Regions from separate parts of the Mus musculus genome. Here regions 2 and 3 are each linked to region 1. The links are chromatin loops, found by intact Hi-C in ENCODE. Cell type or tissue: heart. All regions are shown on one strand.

Region 1 (8,000 bases):
ATGAGGGCAAGAATCCAGAAAGGGCAAAATCAGAGTGTACAGAACCCGTGGGAGCTGTTAAGAGAGCAGACCTGACTTCCCAGCCCTGGGATTTACAGAGGTTTCTCTCCAAGCAGACATCCCAGTTCTGGCTCTCTGACACTTGAGTGACAGGAGCACATAGAAGCTGTGTTGGTGTGAGCATCTGGGAGAGACCCAGGCCCTGCAGACCATCACACTCAGTGGTAAAGCCCACAATGGCCAGATACAGATTGGAGACGCCAATCCCAGAGGGAGATGTGGTTAGCTTAACTCAGCTTCTGTAGGATACATCATAGTCTCACATGGCTCCACTGTCTCACAGTTCTACAGAAAAAAGTCCAAAATCGAAGTGTCAGGCTATGAGGGTCTATTCTAGGGCTCTCTGGTCAGCTTATACACACTCCCTGTGGGCACACCTGTCTCTCCGACATGTTGTTCTTTTATAAGAAATCAATCATCTTGGGCTAGGATCCCATTGTACTTCAGTATAACCTCTTCTTAACCAGTTATATTTACAAAAGTCCTGTATCTATATCTGAAGAACTGGGACCTAAACCCATGAAATTGATATATAACTGAGCATTAGACTTTAGCTGCCACATGTCTCACCCTTGGGTCAGTCTGCTATCAATGGGAGGCTTAGACTTTCCCCTCCTCCCTTTCTCCACGTGGTCATGGACACTCTCTACTTCTCTTTCTCTCTGCCTTTCTCTGCCTCTACTACTCTCTTAATTCCCCTCCCCATGCCCTAAATAAACTATTTCATACTATACCATCATTTGACTGGTCCCTCAGGGAGAAGGGATGCCCGCTGAGACACCCTCTCCCCTACACCTCGCCACACCCCCATAGAACATATTCTTATACCCATTTATCTTTTTATAATCACAACAGGTATATTCCTAATATACATTTTCTACCAGCATCTTATAATACTTTGTCTCTTCTCTGTCTGTCCCTTAGACATCTCTCCAGTTCTCCCCCAACCTGGCTGATTGATTTTAACACATTTCAAACTCAGTGACAAACACACGTATACCTCCTGTATTCTGTGTCCTCTTAAAACATTTTTTAAAACCTTTTCAAATAATTGCTAAATACAGCTGTTAGAAAACGATCGCGAGTATTAGTGAACCATTCTCCCCTGTTCTCGCGTATCATTGCCTGGCCTGAGGTAATCAAAAAGATTAAGGAACATCTTTCATGATCCTAAGAAATCTTCTTCAAAATAATGACCTAAAAATCAGACACAGGAGAGAGTGTGTCTCAATCTGGCATACCTAAAGAAACACAGGTGAATGAGTATGAAGTAAAGCCACAGGAAGTGATACCAGAACACTTCACACTCCACTTGTGTAGGTAGGAGAAAGGGAATTCTTACTCTAAGGCTGTCTTCCAACTGATGAGGTTTTTTGCTGGATGGTGTCCTATAGGCACCATGAGAAACATTCTCCTCTCTCTCTGATTGGCATGCTGTGGGGTGATAGATTCTTCCTACCAAAGTCTTGGCAGTTGCTTTCCTGTACTGACTTCTATAATGACCAGTCCCAAACCCTGTAGTCCTAGCACTTATCTAATATGAGGATTTAGTGAAGATAGCAAAAGCAGCTTGAGGAAACCCTCCCTCTGCCCAACAGGTTGGCTGACTGACCACCCTTGATGCTTGGATGACAAGAATTGATTTAATGACCTTGTCCTTGAAGTCAAGCATGAGTCTCAAGGAGTACCTTGGCATTTTGAAATTATTATTCTTGCTGTTTTCATAATTTATTTAATAATGTATGTGTGTAGAGGAGGAGATATGTGCAGGTTCCTGAAAAAACAGGAGGTATCAGATCCCCTGGAGCTGGACTTCAGAAAGTTATGAGCCACCCTGTGTAGATGCTGAAAATTAAATTCAAGTCCCCAGGAAGAGCAGTATGCACTCTTTAACCATTGAGCTGTCATCTCTCCAGAGCTTAAGCAGCCACTTTTATTAGAAGTATACCTAAAGTTCTTGCTGAGTTAAAGTTCAAAAGGATTTCCTTCCTGCCTTGTGTAATACTAAATACATTACCACCTGTGAGGCGATGGGTAGGCCACCCTGAGAGCCAAAGGTAACTGTTTCCTCATGTACCAAGTTCAGTCTTCTCAAAGATCACCTTCACCATCCACAACCAGTCAACTTCACATGAATTTGGCTGAAAGTTTTAGCCGCAGCGTAGATTTATCATAAAAGTTATAGTATAAGGGAATAGAATAGTGTTGTTAATGATATCAAGTCATGCAATAAAGCCTTCGTCCTCCTCTCTGGTTCACTGGAACGTTCTGTTCTCAGTTCTGTTAGCTATGGCTAAAAATCAAATTACACATCTCAAGGTTTGCTAAATGCTGACCTATTTGGCTACTTTAGGTATGAGAAGAACTTTCTAAAGGAAGCGTAGTGTGCACCTGTACTCCTAGCACGCAGAATGAAGGCAAGTGGAGTCACAGGTTTGGGGTGAGGCCAACGTGGGCTACGTGGTTAGACCCCCATCTATAAATAAATAAATAAATAAATAAACAAACAAACAAACAAACAAACTTCCTGTATATTGACAGATGGCTCGTGTGCGCATATACCTCCACTTTCAGTTCTTACACAGAGCACACTGCTGTCCCTTTCATGTCCTGAACAAGGAGGAAGGAAAAACAGGAATTCACTCTCCAGCAATCACCTCAAAGCCAGATTTCCTCATATTCGCCTACAGATAAAGCTGGCTTCCTTCTGAGAGGAACGCAGTAGAGGCCAGGCCCAGTTCTCCTTCTGTGACCTCACCTGACCTGGAAGAATGGTGCCTTCCATGATGGCAAAGTCAGAATTGCTTTCTCTGTCTCTTTTAAGTACCAAGACTTGATCATGGACTGCTCTGAGTAAAGCTAGAACAGAGATCATCAAAGGCCACTTAGCCCCTGTGCAGAAGGAGCACTCCCTCCCAAATAAGAAGGTCAAATGAAAGAAGCAGAGAGGAAATGGGGAGTGGGGAACTGTACAAAGGGATGGAGGACTAGGTAGCTGAGATCACTACAAGACAGTAATGATTAATTTGGGCTTCTTGTCCTAATGAAGCCTGCTTGCTCTATCAATACCGAAGCTGTAGCAGGATGCTTGGTGTCTAAACCTGTGGTGAAGAGTTTTGGGTTTTTGTTTGTTTTTCTCACTCTTCTGAGATACATTTCACTTTTCTTTCCTTAGTTTAGTGCATGTTTTAGATAGCTTCCAGTGTGGCATGTTCTAGAAGCTTGAAGCTTTACCAGGTGATGGCTTTCACTCAACTGTTACCTCCTCATGGTCATTTTCTTCATTGATCTAATCTTACACAGGGAGATCAGGAATGCATACACATCTGCATCAGAGAGAGAGGAAGGGGGAGATGGAGACAGAGAGAGGAGGAGAAGGGGAGGGGAGCAGAAAGGGGGAGAGAGAGAGAGAGGGAGAGAAGAGAGACCTGTACCACTCCACCATTCCGTTCTTCTGTCTTCTTTTTTCTGAGTCTTAGTAAATGACTAGAGCTTTCTTGCTATATTTAAGCAGACCTATCTCAGAGATATTCTATCCAAAATTTACAGGATTCATTGACCAAAGATAATTTATACCCATCCCAATGCAACTCACACTTGGTAGCACATAAAGGTACATTTTAAAATCTGATGTTGATATTTAAGATCTTACAGAATAGGCTAAACAAAGCTTTCTTCTTTTAATGGGAAAAGATTCCTTTTGGGGGTGGGGGACGTATTGAAATGGAAATGAGGTCTTTGGTTGAGCTCAATACAGAAAGAGTTGAGCAAACCTTGGAGCTGAAGGTTGAGCTGAGAGCTTCCAGACAGTTTTGCCATGTAGAAACGGGTCCAACGGGGAAGGAAGCCTTGGTTTCCGCTTTCTACTGAGTCAGAGTCTAGGGCTCCGGAGAGCAGCTCCGGACTGGGCAGGAAGATCTTATCATAGCTTGAAAAGCACATTGTTGACAGGGTCCTGTTTCCTTAAAGCTCAAAAAATATCATACACAGCTCATGTCAGCTGCTTACATCCAAAACGCATTTCTTAGCTGGATTCTCTAAACCTTTGGGAATAGCCTCTAGGATTAACAGCAGGCCCTGTACCCTAAAGATGCCCAATCCCCAGAAATTTTTGATTTCTCTGTGACAATGTGCCATTTGCTGTTCCTGTGTTCCAGAGACCTAAATTGATGTGGCACTGATGTCTCTGGTCACTGTCTGCCAATAAAATACAATACTAAAGAAAGTCCCAGTGGGTGACCCAGAACTTTTCTTCAGTTCAGCATTCTATACGTTTTCTTGATTGCAACTTTACTGAACTATCAGCACCTGACACAGCCTTAAAGGTTTCTACTTTGAGGAATGCATGTGGTGTGTTTTTGGTGCTCAATCAATCACTGAGATAGAAGATGGCTGAATCACTAACAATGATGTAGTTTCTGTAACATACAAAGACACACACACACATACAGTGCCTATGGTGTTTATTAGGTTCTCAAACTTATTTTTTATTTTTTATCTTTTGTATTTATTAAACTCTGACATAGATACAATCAGCGGAACAATTGCTTCTCTTGTGCTCTCTTGACATGTTTAGGTTTTTGTTTTGTGGTATGTTGCTTTGGTAAGCACATCTAGCTGTAATAAATCGTTAATGCTTCTGTATTTGATCATTAAATATCTCTTTGCCCACTGAGTATGTTCACTGAATGTATACAGCTTCAAGTCGCCTAGATAAATGACACAGAATTTATCAAGCACACAAAGAACAATATTTCCTCTGAATTACTATGAACAACAGGTGAGAAATATATAAAAGATATTAAGAACTGTTAATTTACTCAATTCAGAGGTGAGGAAATACCAAGGCAGCAACTTAAGTAAATTTCCTCAGCCTGTGCTACAATGAAATAATTCTTTTTGTTTTCAACAAACTACTCTAGGTGTCAACTACAGTCTAATCCCTAAACATCAATTGATTAGAAATGTTTCTTGTCAGTTTCATCCTTTATAGAAAGATAGACAGCTCCTCAAGTTTCACATGTTTAAAGTTACACTTCAGATATTTTTATTTTTAATTAGCAATCAAAGTCAAATGTTTGATACAGCATTTGCATGCACACTTTGTTCTTACTCGCGTTCGCGCGACCGGCCAGGAAAGATGCAACAAACCGGAATCTTCTGCGGCAAAAGCTTTATTGCTTACATCTTCAGGAGCAAGAGCTTTATTGCTTACATCTTCAGGAGCAAGAGTGCAAGAGAGAGAATGGCAAAACCCCATCCCTTTTTAAGGAGAATTATCCTCCGCCTAGGACGTGTCACTCCCTGATTGGCTGCAGCCCATCGGCCGAGTTGTCGTCACGGGGAAGGCAGAGCACATGGAGTGGAGAACTACCCTTGGCACATGCGCAGATTATTTGTTTACCACTTAGAACACAGGATGTCAGCGCCATCTTGCAACGGTGAATGTGAGGGCGGCTCCCCACACTTTGTTTCTGTTAACCCCCCCCCCATCCCTCACACACACTCGCCTCCCCTTCCCACCAGTCGCCCCACCCCACCCTCAGGCTTGCCGTGTTTCCAGTGCATATTGCCTGCATCCGCTATGATGTGTCGTCTTTCCACACACTGTGGAACTGTCTGCAGAAATGTGAACGGCTCTTAGGAAGCCAAAAGGGAAACCTTAGAGGAACACTAGAAGATGAAAGATAGATGAAAAAGGCAAGAGAAAATCAGGTATACCCTTGTAATCTCAGCCCCCAGGAGGCACAGGCAGGAGGATTACTGCCAGGTCAAGACCAGTTTTGGTTCCAGAGTGAGTTTTATGGCAGTATAGGCTCCATAGTGAGTTCCAGGCCAGCCTGAGCTACAGAGTATGGCCATCTCAAAAGAAGAAAATAACAGTTGTTACCTAAAGAGATGGATTATGAACTAATTACTTTTAAAATTATTTTGTTTTGTTATATTTGTCCAGCAAATGAGATAATTTTCTAATTAAATTGATGACTTTCTGATTTAGACTTATATTCTGGTTAACAATTAATATCGGTATTATAATTTGAAACTTCAATACCACCCCCCTACAGATTTGTGCTCTGGATCTCGTCCCCTAGCTTGTGGGAGGTTGAAGAACCTTTAGGAGACGGGGTCTGGATGAAGAAAGAGATCACTGGTGGAGGGGCCTTGGAGTGTAATGTCCCTGGATGCTTCCATTAACACTCCTTACTTCCTGATCCACCAAACTCGCCACCAGCTTCCTGGGCCACTAACAGCTGTCCATTATGCCTTCCCCACCATGATGGTGGAAGCTCCCTGAAGCCCTGAGCCAAAATTAATCATTTGCCCCAGTGGGTTGTTCTTTCCAGTGTGTGTATTCACAGCCACACAAGAGTCACAGCCACAGAAAACTGGTGGCAGACAGTTGAAATCATTGCCATGACAACTCACCCATGTCCAGATGACTGAAATCCCTGCCTTGATAACCCAACCAAGAGCCATCTTCAGAACTGCTTTCCATGAGGCATGTGGGAGGATTTGGTGCTGCCGGTGAGAGAGAGAGAGAGAGAGAGAGAGAGAGAGAGAGAGAGAGGAAGGAGGAGGAGGAGGAGGGCAACGACAACAACAAGGAGGAGGAAGAGGAAGAAGGAGAAGGAGGAGGAAGGGAAGGAAGGAAGGAAGGAAGGAAGGAAGGAAGGAAGGAAGGAAGGAAGGAAGGAAGGAGCAGGATAAAGTAAGCAGAGTTTCTAAGGTCATTTGGTAGACAATTGGCAGGGACATATATAGAAATATGGTTAGTAAAGTCTGCATTTTTGAGGTTTGAGACAGAAATTGAGCCACAGAGCATTCAGGATACGTCTCACAATGAATCTGGCATAGGAAGTTTGAAGATAGTATAGCATTTGGGGACGTAGTATATAGTTCCTGCTCTCTCTCTCTCTCTCTCTCTGTGTGTGTGTGTGTGTGTGTGTGTGTGTGTGTGTGTGTTACACTTGTAGACAATCATGAAGACCAGAAGAACATGTTAGATCCCTTGGAGCTGGAGTCATAAGTGGTTGTAAGCCACTCAATGTGAGTGCTGAGAACCAAAGTGGAGTCCTTTGAAAGAGGACCAAGGACTTGTAATCTACTGAGTCATCTCCCCAATCCTTGCTTACTGCTATTAGGCAAACGAATAGCGAACAAAAGCAAATAGCAGCTTGAAAAGTATGGAAAACGGTTTGATCAGGAAAGGACTGTGAGGGCAGTGTTTAAAGTAATGGACAAGGTCAATGTGGGCAAGAGCAGTGGCTGGAGAGATTGGTGCCATTGAAAAGAAACCCAAGCTTTGTATTGGGACAATAAAAAAAAAAAGGCACAAGATTACTACACACACTGTGGGGTTCCCATCCTTTTCAGGGCCTTCAATTCTTACCCCAACACTTCCATAAGAGTCTCCGACCTCCATCGGGTTTGGCTGTGGGTATCTGCATCTGTCTCAATCAGCTGCTTCGAAGAGCCTCTCAGGGGACAGTTATGCTGGGCTCCTGTCTGCATGCATAACAGAGTATCACTGATAATGTCAGGGATTGGTGCTTGCTCATGGGATGGGTTTCCAGTTCTGCTGGTTATTGATTGGACTTTCTTTCAATCTCTGCTCTATCCCTGCATTTCTTTTAGACAGAACAAATTTGGGATGTCTTTAAGCTTCCTCTGGGAGTCCTGCCTGGCTACAGGAGGTAGCCTCTTCAGGTTCCATGTCCTCATTATTAGGCATCTTGGCTAAGGTCTCTCACATTGACTCCTAAGAGGCCCCCTATCCCAGGTTCCTGAAACTTCCTAGAGATTCTCCCCTCCTACTGGACCACCACCCCCAGCAGCTGCAGGTTTCCATCCATTCTTCTTGGGCCTCTCTCCTGTCTCTCTCTATCCTTGATCCTGAATTCTCTCCATTCCCCTCTCTCTCTTGTCTCCCACCCAGTTTC
Region 2 (8,000 bases), 54 kb after region 1:
CTTGGCCTTACAGTTTTTAAGTCCTTCAGTAACATGAGGTCACATAGGTTCTCGGTCTGGGTCTGACTGTGCCTTTCCTAGAGGTACTGACTATACCACTGTGGTGGTTTAAATGAGAATTGGCCCCCGTAGGCTCACATATGTGAGTGTTTGGTTCTTTGTTGGTGAACTTTTTAGGAAGGACTAGGAGGTAGGTTGGAGATGTGTCACTGGGAGTTTCAAAAGCCCGTGATGTAATCTCTCAGCTCCTGCCTCAGCATCATGTCTGTTTGCCTGCTGCCACACACCCCCATAATGGGCATGGACTAAGTCTCTGAAACTGTAAGCAACTTCCCAGCTACATGCTTCCTTTTATAAGTTGACCGAGTCATCATCTCTTTTCAGAGCTATAGTAACCCTAACCAAGACAGAGAGAGCAAGGAACAAGTGAAGGAAAGTTTCTCTTTATAAAATGTCTCCAAAGAGAGAAAGACAGCCAGATGCAGCTATCCTAGCACTTGAGAGGTCCAGACAGGAAGATGCAAGTTGAAGACCATCCTCAGCTACATAGTGAGTTCAAGGACAGCCTGAGTTACTGGAGACCTTGTCTTAAAAGGCCAAAAGAAAAGGAAGAGGAGAGGACAAGGAGGAGGAAAAAGAGGAGGGGGGCTGCCATGTGACCCCCATATAACAACTGTAAAGGAATGGATCTACGTATTGAATTTTATCAGGTACCGCAAACAGATATTCCTGATGACCTATACTTCCTGATGGAACTGCCCCACAGCACCTAGATCTGAACTTGACTCTAACAGATGTTTTCTGATGGCAATGAGGATTGAACCCAGAATCTAGCGTGTGCTAGGCAAGCACTCTATCAGTAGCTATAGCCCTCCCCGCTTGCATAAGCTTTTAAATCTAAGTAGATCTAAAATACAATGTCATATGACACCACTGAGACAAACCAAGAAAACTCATCGATGGAAATCTCCACAAGGAAAGCAGCCATGTTCCCTCAGCAAATAAAATATGAGTTTTGGGGTTTTGTTGTTGTTGTTTTAATATTAAGAAGAAATCTTCAAAGAGTAAAGAGTCACATAAACCCATCCTGAGACATGACGTCATATTTATCCAGCTCCAAGGAAACCACAATGGGACGCACATGAGCCCACTGAACACTGAATTCATATCTTGTGAATATTAAACACTGTTGTTTGGGATTAGTAACAGTATTTTGATAATTTGAAGAGGAATTTCCACCTTTTAGTGATGGAGAACAAAGGACAAGTTGATTTATTTACTTTTAATTATTGATTTTTGAAGTCAGGGTCTTAAGTAACCCAGGCTAGTAGTTGCCATAGCTCGCTTTATAACTTGCCTCCTACACACCAGGCACGTATAAGCCCTTCCTGTGTGTTAAATAACACCCATGGAGAAAGCATGCAGAAAGAAGATTGCCACCTTGGATAGATAACTGATAACTTATCAGAGTTATTTAAGGAGACCTTTAGATGTGTAGTGGAATCAATCAAGTTGCTTCACTCTTGAGTCTACAGATTTTGCCTGCCTGACTGAAGAATGTCATCTCGGGATGACATCAGATGTGGCATTGACCCCATCCATGAGACATCCATCACAGGCTGGGAACGAAACCAGATTCCCAGTTTAGCTCTGTCTGTCATGCTTTGTGACCCATATTCCAAACCCCTTCTTGTTTGGAATATCACAGTCAGTTAAGGTTAAGGAGACACAGCATTCCTTCCTGGCTTGAGGAATTTGAAGTTGGCCAAAATCGTTGCTGAACACGATATGCAGCACAGAATGACATATAACGCAGCCGGTCTACCCTTTCTGCTTTGTTCTTCCAAGGCAAAAGGAGTCTGACTGACTCCGGGATTCTTGGCGAGTCCATTACTCAAGCCACAAATACTTCAACCATCCAATGACTCAGTAACCTTCCACCACACTTTAAATAAAGGCTTTCTATCTTGTTCTGCACATGTGTTTTACTTCCAGTTGAGTGCTCTACAGATGCCAAGCTGCTCAAAGCCCCCCTCATTACTTTCTGCAGAACTCTGTCCCAATAGCAATTTCAAAATGACTATTGCCCATGTTTCCTGGTAAGGCTGAAACAGCAACCTCTCTGGCTGCTAGAACTATAAGCATCTTACAACCTACAAACACTATTTCTGTTTCTTAGTTCTCCCTTTGAGGTAGTCCATTGATTCCTCATAAGAAGGATTTAAATCACTAATACATGATCTTTTCATTTCTACTGTTTACAAGTTGTACAGTGTACAAAATGATGATTTTCACTACTTTTCTGAACATGTCTATCTTGTACCTTGATCATCTTCCCTTCCTCCCGCCTCTTCTCTCCTCCAGCCCCAATAGCTCCCATCTACATTCCTGCTGCATACACATGTACAAACAGATTTAATATATCTAACACATTCTGCATATAAGAGAAGACACGAAATATTTTGTTTTTCATAGGTGAATTAAAAAAAAAATGTTTTCCCTTCCCTGGTTGCTTCTGCACAGGCTGATTGGGAAATAGGGGGAAAAATGTGATCCTCAGAAGAAAGCCACAAACAAATATTCAGTAACTCAAAATGAGCAACCGGGAAAGCAACTGGCCAGCATTTGAGGGAAGAGCAAGGCAGAACTTTATTGTATTTTGAAGGTTCCGTAGGCAGGATGTGAAGTACAGCTGGCATGCCCCTAACTGAGAAGCCAGATGCAGGGTGTGAGCCCCAGGAGGTGGAGAAAGAGTTAGAACAGTCTAACATTGAGAACTAGACATCAAAGCTCACAAGAAATGCCGTTTCTCTTTCTCATATAAATAAGGGAAAATAGAGCTTAGATAGTAAAACCGACTTCAATTCAAAACTTATCTATATTAAAGCTTAATAATTCTGACCCAAATTTACTAAGTATTATGGCTTGGAAATGAACTGTTTGCTCAAAAGATAAACTAAGCTAGGTGAAGTAGTACATGCCTTTAATCCTAGCACTGAGGAGGCCGAAGTAGGAGTGTGTGTGTGTGTGTGTGTGTGCGCGCGCGCGTGTGCGCGCGCGTGTGTTTGTGTGTGTGAGTTTGAGGCCAGCCTGGTCTACAAAGTGATGTCTAGGTGAACCAGGCTTGTAAAGAGAGCCCTGTCTTCAAAAAATTAAATAAATAATTGAGAGTCTGGTAATCAGCTGGTAGATGAAGTCACTGAGATCTGAATCCCAAAGAATGGATTAATCTGATCCAGTCAATGTATTCTAGATATTTTATCACTCCATAGTGTTGATAAGGTTTACTTAAAGATGGTAGAAAACAGAGCACAGTCTATTGGAGAAAGCAGGCCACTTGGGTGATGCTTGTAAAAGCTGTCTACAGCGCATGTCTGCCTACCGCGCATGTCTACAGTGCACATCTGTCTACTGCGCATGCCTACAGCGCATGTCTGTCTACAGCGCATGTCTATCTCTCTCCCTAATTCCAGGACTCAGAGTCGGGAGACCCTGAACTGAAATCACAAGCAGACATAAATCTTTCCTCTTTTAAATGGTTTTCCTCAGGTGTCCGTTACAGTGACTAAAGTCTGATGACATGGGAGACAGAGACACGTGGCTCTGCAGTTATCTAAATGCCCCGTTAGATAAAGCAACCTTTGTTTCTTTGGTAGCTTGCTTTAGAAAACCCTTCTCACCCCCAGGTCTCACTGAGGCGATAGGAGACAGATGTTTAAACAACCTTTCCATTTTTTTAACAAATGTGATACATTAGATACAATGTAGATCTATGTGGGGTATGCAGGAGAAAGCCTCAAAGACAGTTCACATATACACCACTGCTTTATGGCTATTGTATTATATTTTGCTTTGTTTTTTATAGATAAAGCTAAAAAAAAAAAATTACATAGGCCTGACTGCCACTAAACTCCAAAGATCTGCCTGCCTCTGCCCTCTGAGTGCTGGAATTAATGGTGTGCCTTCATGTACAACGGCCCAGCTTTCTTGAAATAAATGCAATATACAAGAAAAGAGTTTTGACTTGGCCAAAGTTAGAGGCTTTTAACAGCCCCACCACTCTGGCAAAGGGGAAAATTGTGTCCCATAAATACTCCTGGTATGCTAATTAGCAAAAAGGGGCAGGAACTGTCTCTGCTTATTGTTCTACAGTAGGCCTTTCTGAAGAGTGGGATTTAGACATCTCCCATTCAGAGGGCTGCACACATCCTTCTGAGGAAAGCTTTCATCATTTGCTTCCGGGCAGGGAGAAACTATGTCACAGTGTATATGGCCCAGGGCTCTTAACAAGGTCGAAGGGATCAGGATCGTAGTTAACGCTGTGACCAACCCTTGAGGGCCAGCAGAAGGGTTTTATGGAGTCTTCAGACTCTTTTTCTGATAACAACTCAAAAAAACTACTGATCTTGAAGACCAATCAAAATGCCCAACAGTTTCATAGCAAATGTATGCTGTGGATGGAGCCATCAAATATTTGCTGAAATAAACCTGAATCTGGCAAAGAGAGTTACCAACAACTTAAAGCCCCAAAAGGAAAACTGACTGGAGGAGGCAGACACAATTTATAACCCTTCACTGTACCAGGAACTGGAAGCCCACTTCAGGCATTCCACAGTCCACCCTCAGGATGGACACAGCTAGGCCACCTCACTCTTAGGGACTTGGCTTTTTCCCTTCCCTATCCTAAGATCAAAAAAACGTAACCACACAGAGAACACAACATCTCGAATCCCCAGTGTCACTCCTCTGAGATCCAGTTCTCACTCCAGCTGTAAAGTCCATCACATCCCAATTTAGTAGCTATTCTTTTGCGAGTCACAGTAAACACCATCGCAGACACAAACATGCGGTCCAGGTAGTGAGAAACCGCTGCCAAAAATATCACAAGCTCTCCACAGGCAAACTTCCTCACTTCGGCTCTCTCCAGGACTTCAAGGACCCTGTGTGCCCCGTTGTCTGCCACACAATGCACACTGAGAGGCCTTTTATGGAATAGCAGTCCTCTTGCTTTCCTGCCTCAAGCAGTGTGTGTGTGTGTGTGTGTGTGTGTGTGTGTGTGTGTGTGTGTGTGTGTGTCTGCAGGCTGTGAGCTGTGACCTGAGCCAACAACAAGGCCTTGTAGTTCAGGGACAACTGCCCATTAAGAGGAGGGAAAAGGTCACTGGAAAAAGGAGTTCTGCCTGTTGAGGGCCTCGCTCAGCAAGATGTCATGACTATCCCATTCACCACAGAGAAATCAATTGTTACAGCTATCTGTTTATTGGGGAATAGGGCTTGAACGGCTTAGCGAGGGGGGATCTCTATGAGTTCTCCCTCCTCGATATCTTGCAATTCAGATTTTACTTTCTGGTAAGAGGGAAAAGGAGAGAGGCTGTAATTGTCTGCCAACCCCTAGGCATGTTCTTGGGAATCTCCTAAGAGCACACAGCCTGAGCTATGGGCCTGGAGGAGATTCATAAGTAAGCCAAGGCTGGGTTATAAGGACTTTACATTTGGTAGTGGCTGCACTCATTGGACGCGCTGTACTTGAGAAGTGTTTGAGTTAGATCCGCTGTGTATCTCATGCAGCAGAGGCTGCCTACATCCGTTCGTCTGATTTTTCTTTTTAATTCTAACTTCTTGGGGAATAGGGAATAAAATCAACTAATCTATATGGCACCCAGGACACTAGAAGAACACCGAGTCACAGGGCTTTCTGAACCAACCTTTCTTTCGCTCCCTTTTTACATTTTTATTTATTTCCTTGAAGACAGGGTGTCTCTATTATCCCTGGCTGGCCCGGAACTCAGTATAAAGACTGGGCTGGCCTCAAATGCTAGCATGGAACTCAATTGACTTTTTTTTTTTTTTTTTTTTTTTTTTACTTTTCTTCATTTCTTTTTCCTTCAGGTTCGTAGTTCTCATCTTTTTGTTTGTTTGTTTGTTTGTTTGTTTTTCCTGTCTCCCTACAAGTCTGTCTATTTCTCTCAATCTCTTCTCCCCCTTTGCTTTCTGTTTCTGCTTCCCAGAGGGGCTGGCTTTGAGGGTCCACCAAGGCTTTCAGAGTAGGGCTGGGCAGAGGGGAGAGAAGTGGGCAATGTTTTCTGGAGGATTTGAGGGAAGCAGGAAAGTCTTATCCATCGCCTCTGGGTCTGTTCCTGCAACTCAAAACAAAAGGGTGGGAAGGGTGGGCGTGGGGGGTGGGAAACTGGAAGAGAAATGGGATTTTCTTGGGATCTTAATATAATTCTGTTAGAAGCGCCCTGGGGTTCAGCTGGGACAGAGGAGTCACTTCCCTCCATCCTGTCCTCCCTCGCTGAGGGGGGCAGAGGGGACTGGCTTATTGAAGTAAGTGACAGGTCATGCCCAGCTGCAGGAAATGAGCAAGCACATGAGGAAAAGTCCCTAAAATAAAAAAAATAAAAAAAATTAAAAAAAAGACAGATGGAACAGCTATATGCTAAACAGGAGTTATCAAGTCTCTGGGAAGAGTTCATTCATAAACCAGAATAAATTGATGTTCGTCGAAAGAGTGTTCTGTGTGTAACCAGTGCTACCAGACAGAAGAACTGCTGTCAGACAGAAGGCAAGCAAAGAAATATCTAAGAAATAAGGCAAGTGAGAGGGAAAATCATGAACAGCCAAGAGGCTAGCAATACACAGGTGCCTTGTATATACCCTTCCGCCAGAAGACATACTATAACATCCTATAATGAGAAACAAAATATTTCTATCTAACAGCCATATGCTCTGCTGTCAAGGGGGCAAATCTATTTCCCTTTTCTTTGGGTATCTCCCTGTAACAAACTCCATTCTGTCTTGTGCCTTCCTCATCCAGGGCAGTCCCATGAGTGGAAGGCAGTGTGACATCTCCAATATCTGTCATTTCAGTGTCCCCCTGCCACACATTGATTCAGTCACGGAACTTAACACAAGACCACAGCGCCCGTCTATACAGAAGCTGTCAAAAAAAATTGATTTCATGAGGCTTCATGCTCCTTCCCCAGCCGCTAGAATCATTGTGGTTGTGTAGGATTCTGAGACCCCTCCCTGCATCTGCCTTTGAAGGGAGACCCTGAAGGGCACAGTGAGGCTGGAGCCCGAGGAGAGAGGACACAGGAGAGAATGGAAAGGTGGATGGTATGTCCCCATGTCTTTTTCTTGTTTGTTTCTTGAAGAAACAAGTGATGTCTTCAAAAAATAAACAAATAAATGATAGATCCTTTTTTGAAGCCATAGTATAAAATGATTTTTCTTAGCAAAATAACAAAGATAAAAGTATGGCTATGGCTTGTCTTCTAGTCTTCTTGCTTGTTTGCTTTAAGCATCTACTTTTCTGTTGTATCTAAGATACTTGGGTATAAGAAGGTATTTTCCTCCCGGCCCCAAGCTCCTGGAATAACGACTCAGACTCAAAATATATTGACAAATACCTAGGCCACATAGGAAGGTTTATTCCCTGACTAGCTAGTAATTTATAATAACTCATTTATATTCATCTCCATTGTACCATGCTGCTGGCTACCTCCGATCAGGTACTATGCTCTGCCCTTTGTACAACTTAACTGGAGACTTTCACCAAGCCTCACACTATCCCATAATCCCTTCTGCCTACCAAAACACCCCGCCCTCTAGTACGCCCTTTCCTATAGGCCGTAGCCTTTTTAATTGACAGGCGATGCATCCATACAATGCACAAGATGTTCTCTCTATACTTGGACCACAGGCTCTAACTTCTCAAACGCTTTTCTTCTAGGTGGAATGTGGACTTGATCATTACTTTTTAATGTTCTGAAATTATGTTAGCGTCATAGGCTTTCAAATAACGACTCCCATTAAAATTAAAAAAAAAAAAAAAAAAGCTTATGTGAAAAGGATACACTTTCACCTACCCTATCATACTGTAGGCTAGATTCTACCACGTTTGGTTCCTAAAGCCTTTTCTCTCTTTCTTGTTTTTTTTGTTTGTTTTGTTTTGTTGTTTTTCTGTTTCTTGGTTTTGTTTTTCATTTGGTTTTCAA
Region 3 (8,000 bases), 84 kb before region 1:
ACAGGACCACTGTCTTCTGTCAGTCCTTGCCCCACATCTTACTTCAAAAATGAGAACTGTACAATGGGACCTTACAAAACATCATTAGTGGTTGTAGACTGGATATAAAGTATGTAATATAAACAGCTTTGAGAAGGTATATCTTTCTGTGCCATTGCTTAAAAGCACCACATGACTCTCGTTCCTTCTAAGATGTCAAACTGTTCCATTCTCTACCTTTCCTAACATTTTCTTCCAGAATGTGTGATGTGCTAAAATAAATCCATTTCTTTTCAGCGGGCTGATAAAAACCCACAGATCTCCAGTGCTAGACAAAGATTGGCAGAGGTAGTTGTCGAGCCAGCCCATCATGTGACTAGAACGCCACAAATATAATGCAGTGAGCAGATAAAAACGCCACAAATAAAATGCACTCAGCCTGAATGAGGTGGGTGAGTCAAGATGTCAGGCGAAAGGCTTGGGGCAGCAAGATGGTGCAGTGGGTCAAGGCACTTGCCACCACCAAGTGTTACAACAAGAGCTCCATCCCTGGCCTGGGACCCACATGTGGAGCAAAAGACCAGATTCCTGCAAGCTCCTCTAACTTTCACCCCCCTCTCTTTCCCTTCCTCCCTGGTATCTCTCTGTCTGTCTCTGTCTCTCTCTCTCTCTGCCCCCCCCCTCTCTCACACACACACACAGAGACACTAATTTTCTAATGTTGGTAGTTGGAAGTAACATTAACTAAGCAAACCATGACTGGCTGTCTTATATCAGGAAATATGAGAAACAGGACCCAGCCAGCCTTCTGTAGCTGCCCAAATAAGTAACTGCAACTTAGTTGCTCAAAGCAACAAAAATGTAACTTCCTCCAGGCCTGGAGGCCATAGGTCAAGGTGTTAGTGCGGCTGTGCTGGGGAAAATGTCTCCTTGCTTCTTATTAGCTCCTGCCTGCCGTCAGCATTTCCAGAAAAGCTGTTAGCATTTCTGGGCTCATGGCCCATCAAGCCAACCTTCTTCACACCATACATATGTCCTTATGAGAGTATCTGCCATGGACATAGGTCCCACACAAGTGATCAGTAATTTCCCCATCTCCAAAGCTTTAACTCATATGTCTGCAAATATGGAAATGTCCATATATGCTGGAGATCAGGTTGGGGACAATTGTTTGGAGGAGGGGTCATCATTCAACTCTCTACATTGCCACGATCCAAAACCAGCAGTAAAAGCTGATGCAGAAGCCCGGGAGGCAAAAGCTGCACGACAGCGGCTGTGTGCGCACACGACAGAAGAATATAAACCCCAAGAGCTGTACTGCGTTGACCATGGCGGACTGTAACCTCCCTGAAACAAGCATGTGAAAGGCCGTCAAGTGTCGGAAAAGCTGAACAAGTATATTTAGGATAAAACCTCATTCTTTTTTATGGGGTTTTGTAGGTAGTCATTCATTCATTCATTCATTCATTCACTTTGCATCCCAGTATCTGCCTCCCTCTCCTCCCAGTCCTCCCCCACCCCCATCACATGGCTCCCTCCCACAGGGACTCCACAGGAAGACCAACAGAATCTTTTTCTTTAAATCTTGAGTGTAAGCATGTCCATGAGCGATGTTTGTGGACATGTGTGCGCATGCTTGTGTGCAGGAGGGAAGCATGTGTAGTTGTGTAAGTCAGAGAAGACTATTCCCGGTGGTGGGCCTTGACCCCTCCCTTCTTTGAGACAGGGTCTCCTCTCATTGTTCTCTGTTGCATACAACAAGAAGCCAATGGGGAAATTCCCCAATGGGACAATTACTGATCACTTGTGTGAGACCTACATCCATGGCAGATACCCTCATAAGGATACATGTATGGTGTGAAGAAGGTTGGCTTGGTGGGCCATGAGCCCAGAAATGCTAACAGCTTCTCAGAGTGTTAGGATCCGTCTGTGAGCTCTTGGGAATCCTCCAGTCTCAGCTTTGCATCCTGCCCTAGAAGCACTGGAATTACAGATAGTCTACTTTTCATGGGCTCTGGGAACCTGCCTCAGCTCCTCACACTTGCAGCAAGCCCTTAGTGCCCTGTGCCTAATTAAACCTTTCACTAGGGGATAACGAGTGTGAGCCTGAGGAAAAGAAGGCTTGCCCAGAAAAGCAATGGACTCCCGTCCAGCAAAGACTCTCAAAAAGAGAACTGCTGACTTTCATTCAAATCACGACAGGTAAATGCACAAATGCCATTATCCTATAAGGGACAAGGTGACATTATCCATTACTGGATCTCAGAGTGTTAGGATCCGGTGTGACATGCATGGAGTCCCAGGTCACCCTATCTACCTTCTGAGACTTGTGCCCTAGCCTGGGGTTGCATGGCTCATACTGTTACTACTCTTACATTCTCAGTGAGCCTCTGATTGTCCTTCGCCTCGCTGCGGTTAATTACTAACTTTGTAACACGGGAAACTCCAGCCAAGCGATTTTATCCCCTTTCCCACTGTAAGTCAATGAATCCGGGAATCTGTAAATTTCCTTCCACGGAGGCTATGGATCTTTCCTATGAGGTCTTGAATGTAGAACACACTCCAACTCTCTGGAGGGATTCATATAAGGCTCTGTGCTTGTGTGGGGGAGGGGGCGATTAACTAAGCCCCCCAGGTTCCAAGGGTCTCAGAAGTCTACCCCATAAGAGCCCTTGACAAGCCAAGGCCAGTAAGGAACAAGGTCTATAACTCAATGTTTCTCTTAGACCATCCCCTTACACAAGAAAACCCCTGAGTTCTGGTTTCAAGGACATGCCTTTAAAGAGACATGTATGTACCATACCAGAGACTCAAGGGTCTCTTCCCAAACACTTGTCCATATAGGTTGTTGGTTCAGGAGAAACTCTTTTTTAATTACGTGGTAAAATGAAAGAAAACAGCTAACATTTTTTTAAAACCCATAAAACTTCCTTTTCTTTTTGGCTTATTTATGAAATATCCACCCCTGTGGTTCTTCATAGTAGCTTCACAACAACTTTTTGGAAGCATGGACGAAAACTGATCAACCAGAACAAGCATGAATATCACAAAATTCCCGCTAGGGGGCGCTGTAGTTTAAAAAGCTCCAGAACAAACTCAAAACCCCTAATTTAGGTAACACCGGTCATTTTATTAACATGCCAAAAAGGAACTGTTTCTGGGGAACGAAATGCTACTGTTTCTCAGACGTAGCACAGCAAAACAATTTCAGAAGGCACTCACGGGAAAATAAATTTTTAAAAAAAAAGTATTTTTCTGGCCGCCGTTGCTAAAAAGTAGCTGACTGAAGCGCTCAGGGTTGGCCCCAAACTAAGGTCAGAGTGTACGTGCCCCGGAAACCCGAACCAGCCCAAGAATGCGCACGAGGCTTCGAGCCCAAAATATCACGAAAAAAAATCCTACTCTGTGCCTCGCTACTCCGCCCTCATCCCACCCCCCCACCCCACTTCTGCTGATACCCAGAAACAAGAAAAAGTAGGCAAGTGGCAGACCCTTGAAAGTGAGAATTTGGAGTGGCAGAGGTTTAATTTCATTATGTGTCGCATGTGCGCTCCCTGAGGAGGACACAGCTTACTTGTGGAAGGCGTCATGTGACAGGGAAAAAAAGGTCAAGCAGACACCTTCCCCTCTAGCTGAAGCAGAGAGATGCGAAGCGAGTGCCAGGGACCAGAACCTCAGACTCTGATCCAGCCCAAAGTGGTTGATTGCTTTTTCATTAGTCATTTTCAAAACATAAATTATTCATTACTCTAAAAATAAAATCCTAGTCTAGGAGTTGAACACCCGAGGGCTTGGGACAAGGCAAAGGGAAGCCAGGACAGAAATTTTGAACAAAGCTCAGCCAGTGTGCGCGTGCGCACTGGGCACCCCGGCCATCGGAAGCATCCTTCACACAGAAAACCCTCACAGTGCCTGGGGCCAAGGGAACCCTTCCGTTCATTTGGTCAGAGCTAAGGATAGGATAGCATTTCAAACTGCGTCAAGATCCCCTTCCCCATCTTGTGTGATGTTCTTTGGAGATGTAATCAAGTTAAAAAGAAGCCATCAGGGAGAGTCCCCGTCCAGAGTGACTGTCATCTTTCTGAGCAGAGGACGTTTAGAGATACAGAGAGACCTGCCATGGAGCAACAAAGGCAGAGACTGGAGTGGCATATCTATAAAACAAAAGACGCCAAGGACTGGTGACAGCCCAGCAGTCAGGAGCAAAGTGCTGACCAGCTATTGCGTGGAAGCCCCTGGAAACGTCCCTTCCCAGGCCTTGATTCCAGACTCCTAACCCTTGGATCTGTGAGAACACAGGGTCCTGTTGTCCAAGTCACCCGGCTTGTGGTATTTGTTCTGGCAGCCTAAGGACACTAACCCCAAAGTCAGAAAGAAGTCGATGGAACAGAGGAACCCTGTGAAGAGACCCTTAATTAATGCAAGGTCCTGGGACATTCTCTCTGTTCTTGTCTCCCCTTTTCTCTGTTTCTTCCCTCTCCCAGTCAACAGTTCTCGGTGATTTCTGCATCCATTTGTGTGACTTAAAAGACCAAAAAGCTACATAGTCTGCCTGGTGTTTTAAACCACTGTGCTCCCGCGAGTCTCAAAGTATTGCGGTAACTTTTTCCTAATCTTAAGTCATTGAGAAGGGAAAGGTAAGAGGGCAGCATTTACACTCTGTATATAGGCCATTGGCAGAGTGGTTCCTTAGCAAGCACGTGACTCCAGGTTCAATATGTTATATAAGAAAAAAATACTGGGGGGTGGGGAGGAAAGGAGGAAAATAGCACATAAAGATAACATCTCTGAGATGCAAAGAAGAGTTGAATTTCCTATCTTAAGTCCTCATCTTACAGAACTCCGAAGAAAGGATTTCCAGCTCCCTCTTTCACTCGGTTACCCTGTATTATTAATTATCACTTATAAGAATAAATAAATGGCTCAGTGGTAGTGGCACACGCCTTTAATCCCAGAACTCTGGAAGCAGAGGCAGACAGATCTCTGAGTTCCAGGCCAGCCTGGTCCACAGAGTGAGTTCCAGAACAGCCAAAACTAGCTACCAAGAAAAACCCTGTCTCAAGATAAATAAATTAATAAATAAAAAGAATGAATAAATGTTCCCAAATGACAGCTCATAAGCAGCTGCCTTTAGGAGATGGTCTGTGCATGGCAGCATGCCTCCTGAGGACTTTGACGGGGGATGGGCGGTAGGCAGATGTAACCATGGTCCCATGAGAGGCAGTGAAGCTGAAAAATTCCTCTGTCTGGTGTTGTTTGTCTATCCTCTTAGGACCACACACCCCATTGGATGGTTCCCAGATCATGGTTCACTTAGTTGCATCACAGTTGCAACCTAGAAGCTGAAGGTTGTATCATATAGCCTGTGTGTGAAGTAGACTGTACCATCCGGGATTGTAGTTATGAATCACGCAGGGACAAAGTCACCATTTTAACAAGGTATTTCCTAGAATATGTTTAGGTACACAGCTTAGACAGAAACGGCTCTGGTTTCTGAGAAGCCGTAAATCCCAGAACAGAATGGTTCAAGGGCATTGTCAGGCTCTCCTGTTCCACTGCCTACGAGAATTGCTCCCTCTGCCTATTCCATTCTAAGAAAAAGCCCCCTCCCCCAACCTCAGAGCCATTGGAACGAGTGGGCATAAGCAGAGCTAAGTATTCTCCCTTGGTGCCCTGCCTCCACCTGTCCCCAAGATGGGAAAGTCATTAGCCGGTTTGTTTAGGTGTATCACTGTGCTGAGGTGCTCAGTGTCCCCTCTGCCAGTGGCACTCGGTCTCCAAGATGGGCCCTGCCTTAGGGGGTGGCTCCAAACTAGAACCAGGTCCCTAGCATCACCCTCTCTCCAGATGACAGAATCCCTTTTCCTTGTGAGCTTCTGAAGAGTTGAAACATACAAGCATTTCTAAAAGAACTGAATGAAATCCAATAGAAATCGAAGAAATACACATTGAAATACAAATCCATGCTGAATTTCCCCACAACTCACAGGGTCTGGTGCCATTTCTCATCCAAACCCAACATAAAATTCAGACAGTAAAAATCTCCATGGAAAGGGCCATCTCACCCCCTACCCCACCCCCACCCCCACCAAGCACATCGCCTCCTACGCAACTCAGACTGTGTGATCAAAGGCATTTATGACCTAGGGCTTAGTCTTCTGATGACTGGTAGGTTATCAGATTCTCCACATGTCATCATCCAGCTTGGGGGGTAGGAAAAGTAGCTTCAGGGAGTGGCTCGGCCCCATAGTCTCATGTAACGGAGTAATTGCTGGAAGCGTAACCACAGAATAGACGTATCACTCAGGCGAGATGAATCACAGACGCATCACAGTTGATCTCAGTGACAGCAAAGTCCCTGACAAGACAGATGATGCAGGATGAGGTCACAGGAAGATAGGATGCAAGGGATGGGACACAAGTCCCCCCAGGAGAGAGAAGGGACGAGATAAGAAGCCACTGTGTCTGGAGTTAGGAAGTTGTTAGAGTAGAAGCGAGCTTCGTGTTCCTGGAGTAAGGAAGGCAGGAACTCTCATGAGACACAGTTGACTTGGGAGTCAGATGACGTCAGCACAGGTAAAGACTCTTGCCACTAAGCCTGACAACTTGAGTTTGATCCCCAGAACCTGCTTAAAGGAAAGGAAGGGGAAGATTCCTGGACGTTCTCCGCATGACCACCATAAGCACAATTGCATCAACGTGCGCACACACATACACACACACTGACATATAAACGCTAAGGAATTGTAAAGATGGGTGTGACAATGGTGAATTAAGGGAGGCCAGCAGATGTGATAACAGTCAGCTCTGCTTGACCATTATCACACATGTGCCTTCCCATGTAATCCTCCAAATGCTGTCATGTAAAAGTCCCCGAGAACCGCATTTCAGGGAAGAGCCAGCAAGCCTAAAAACATTAAGGAAATAATGAAAGTCACACAAAGTCAAAATTGGAGCTCAAGTCTCAGCGATGGTAGCCAGAGTACTTAGTGTGAGAGCGCGCGCACGCGCACACACACACACACACACACACACACACACATACACACCTTAATTGAATTGGAGGTGAGAAGAACTAGTCACCTGAATCGCACACATAGCAAGGGTGAAGCGATTCAAGGAAAATCACAAGGCATCAAAGATTCAACAGAGTATATACACTGCTCCAAACCAGGAGCATAACAGACAGGAAGTGACCACGGACAGTTGATATAACGCACATACCCAACCAAGTGGAGGAAAGTGGGTCAAGGAAAAGTAAGAGGGTCCTCAGAAGGAACTTCAAGGAGAATGGGGACAGAGAAGGGGTTACTCCCCAGGAGACAAAGACCAATGGCTCAGGAGCAAGAGTGCCAGGCATCCCAAGGGAGACCCAGGGAGAGCTGCAGGGTGAGTGGCAGCTGCGGAATGGGAATGGCAGGAACTCTGGGGCTTCTCAGGGAGGGCAGGAATGTGCAGGCCTGGGACAACTCACCAGCCCTCAGGGTCCCTCAAGAGTCCTGCTGTTTCCCTCTCTCTGGAGATGTCAGGACACTGCCTCACTCCGGGGCCAGTGGGTGGGTACCAAGGTAGAGGAGGAATGTAGGGGCCACCGACTGGGGAAGAAGGAAGGACCAGGACCGCTGATCCCCTACTGCTGGTGGCCAGGAGCTGCCAAAACACAGGAGAATTAGCTGCTCTAGGAGGCTTACCCGGGTGCGGGCAGGAGAGGTAAATAATCCTGCCTAGAGTGCATTCCTCTATTCCCTGGAAACCCCAAGCAGAACAGTTTGCTGGGATTAGGTTAAACATGCGGCTTATTCGGAATGCATAGGACAAGACGCTCCCGCAAAGGGCAAGGAATTAGAAACGTCCAAAAGCCTCCAACCGTATCCACAGCCCCTGGGTAAGGAAGTAAGTACAGGGCAGCCACGTGATCTCAGGATCCCGGCTTTCAACCCGCTCCTCTGTCTCCTGACCGACCTTCTCTTTGCTCGGATTTCTAATTGAGAGCCACTCACTCACTCACTCACTTACTCACT

The links. Hi-C counts contacts between places; a loop is a spot of excess contacts. Peaks named below come from ENCODE experiments on the same cell type or tissue, not always from the same donor. Only the 100,000 strongest peaks of a DNase experiment are listed, where the experiment ranks them.
Region 2: it touches region 1 in a loop (4-fold over the local background); 2 of 42 quality-filtered maps call a loop at or near these places.
Region 3: it touches region 1 in a loop (2.3-fold over the local background); 3 of 42 quality-filtered maps call a loop at or near these places.

The regions. Positions count from the first base shown.
Region 1 is chr15:25,521,642-25,529,641 of GRCm38, forward strand. No RefSeq gene overlaps it. Among named protein-coding and RNA genes, the nearest start is that of Myo10, 97 kb to the right of the region's middle. In heart, no CTCF peak of the experiment used is centred here; DNase peaks (open chromatin) are centred at 2,730 and 3,930.
Region 2 is chr15:25,575,945-25,583,944 of GRCm38, forward strand. No RefSeq gene overlaps it. Among named protein-coding and RNA genes, the nearest start is that of Myo10, 43 kb to the right of the region's middle. In heart, no CTCF peak of the experiment used is centred here; a DNase peak (open chromatin) is centred at 4,907; H3K27ac peaks cover 1,305 bases.
Region 3 is chr15:25,438,126-25,446,125 of GRCm38, forward strand. The region is part of intron 1 of Gm48957 (predicted gene, 48957); the gene reads left to right. Among named protein-coding and RNA genes, the nearest start is that of Gm48957, 28 kb to the left of the region's middle. In heart, a CTCF peak has its summit at 3,036 (motif pointing right); DNase peaks (open chromatin) are centred at 3,326 and 3,566; H3K4me3 peaks cover 1,303 bases; H3K27ac peaks cover 827 bases; H3K27me3 peaks cover 3,512 bases.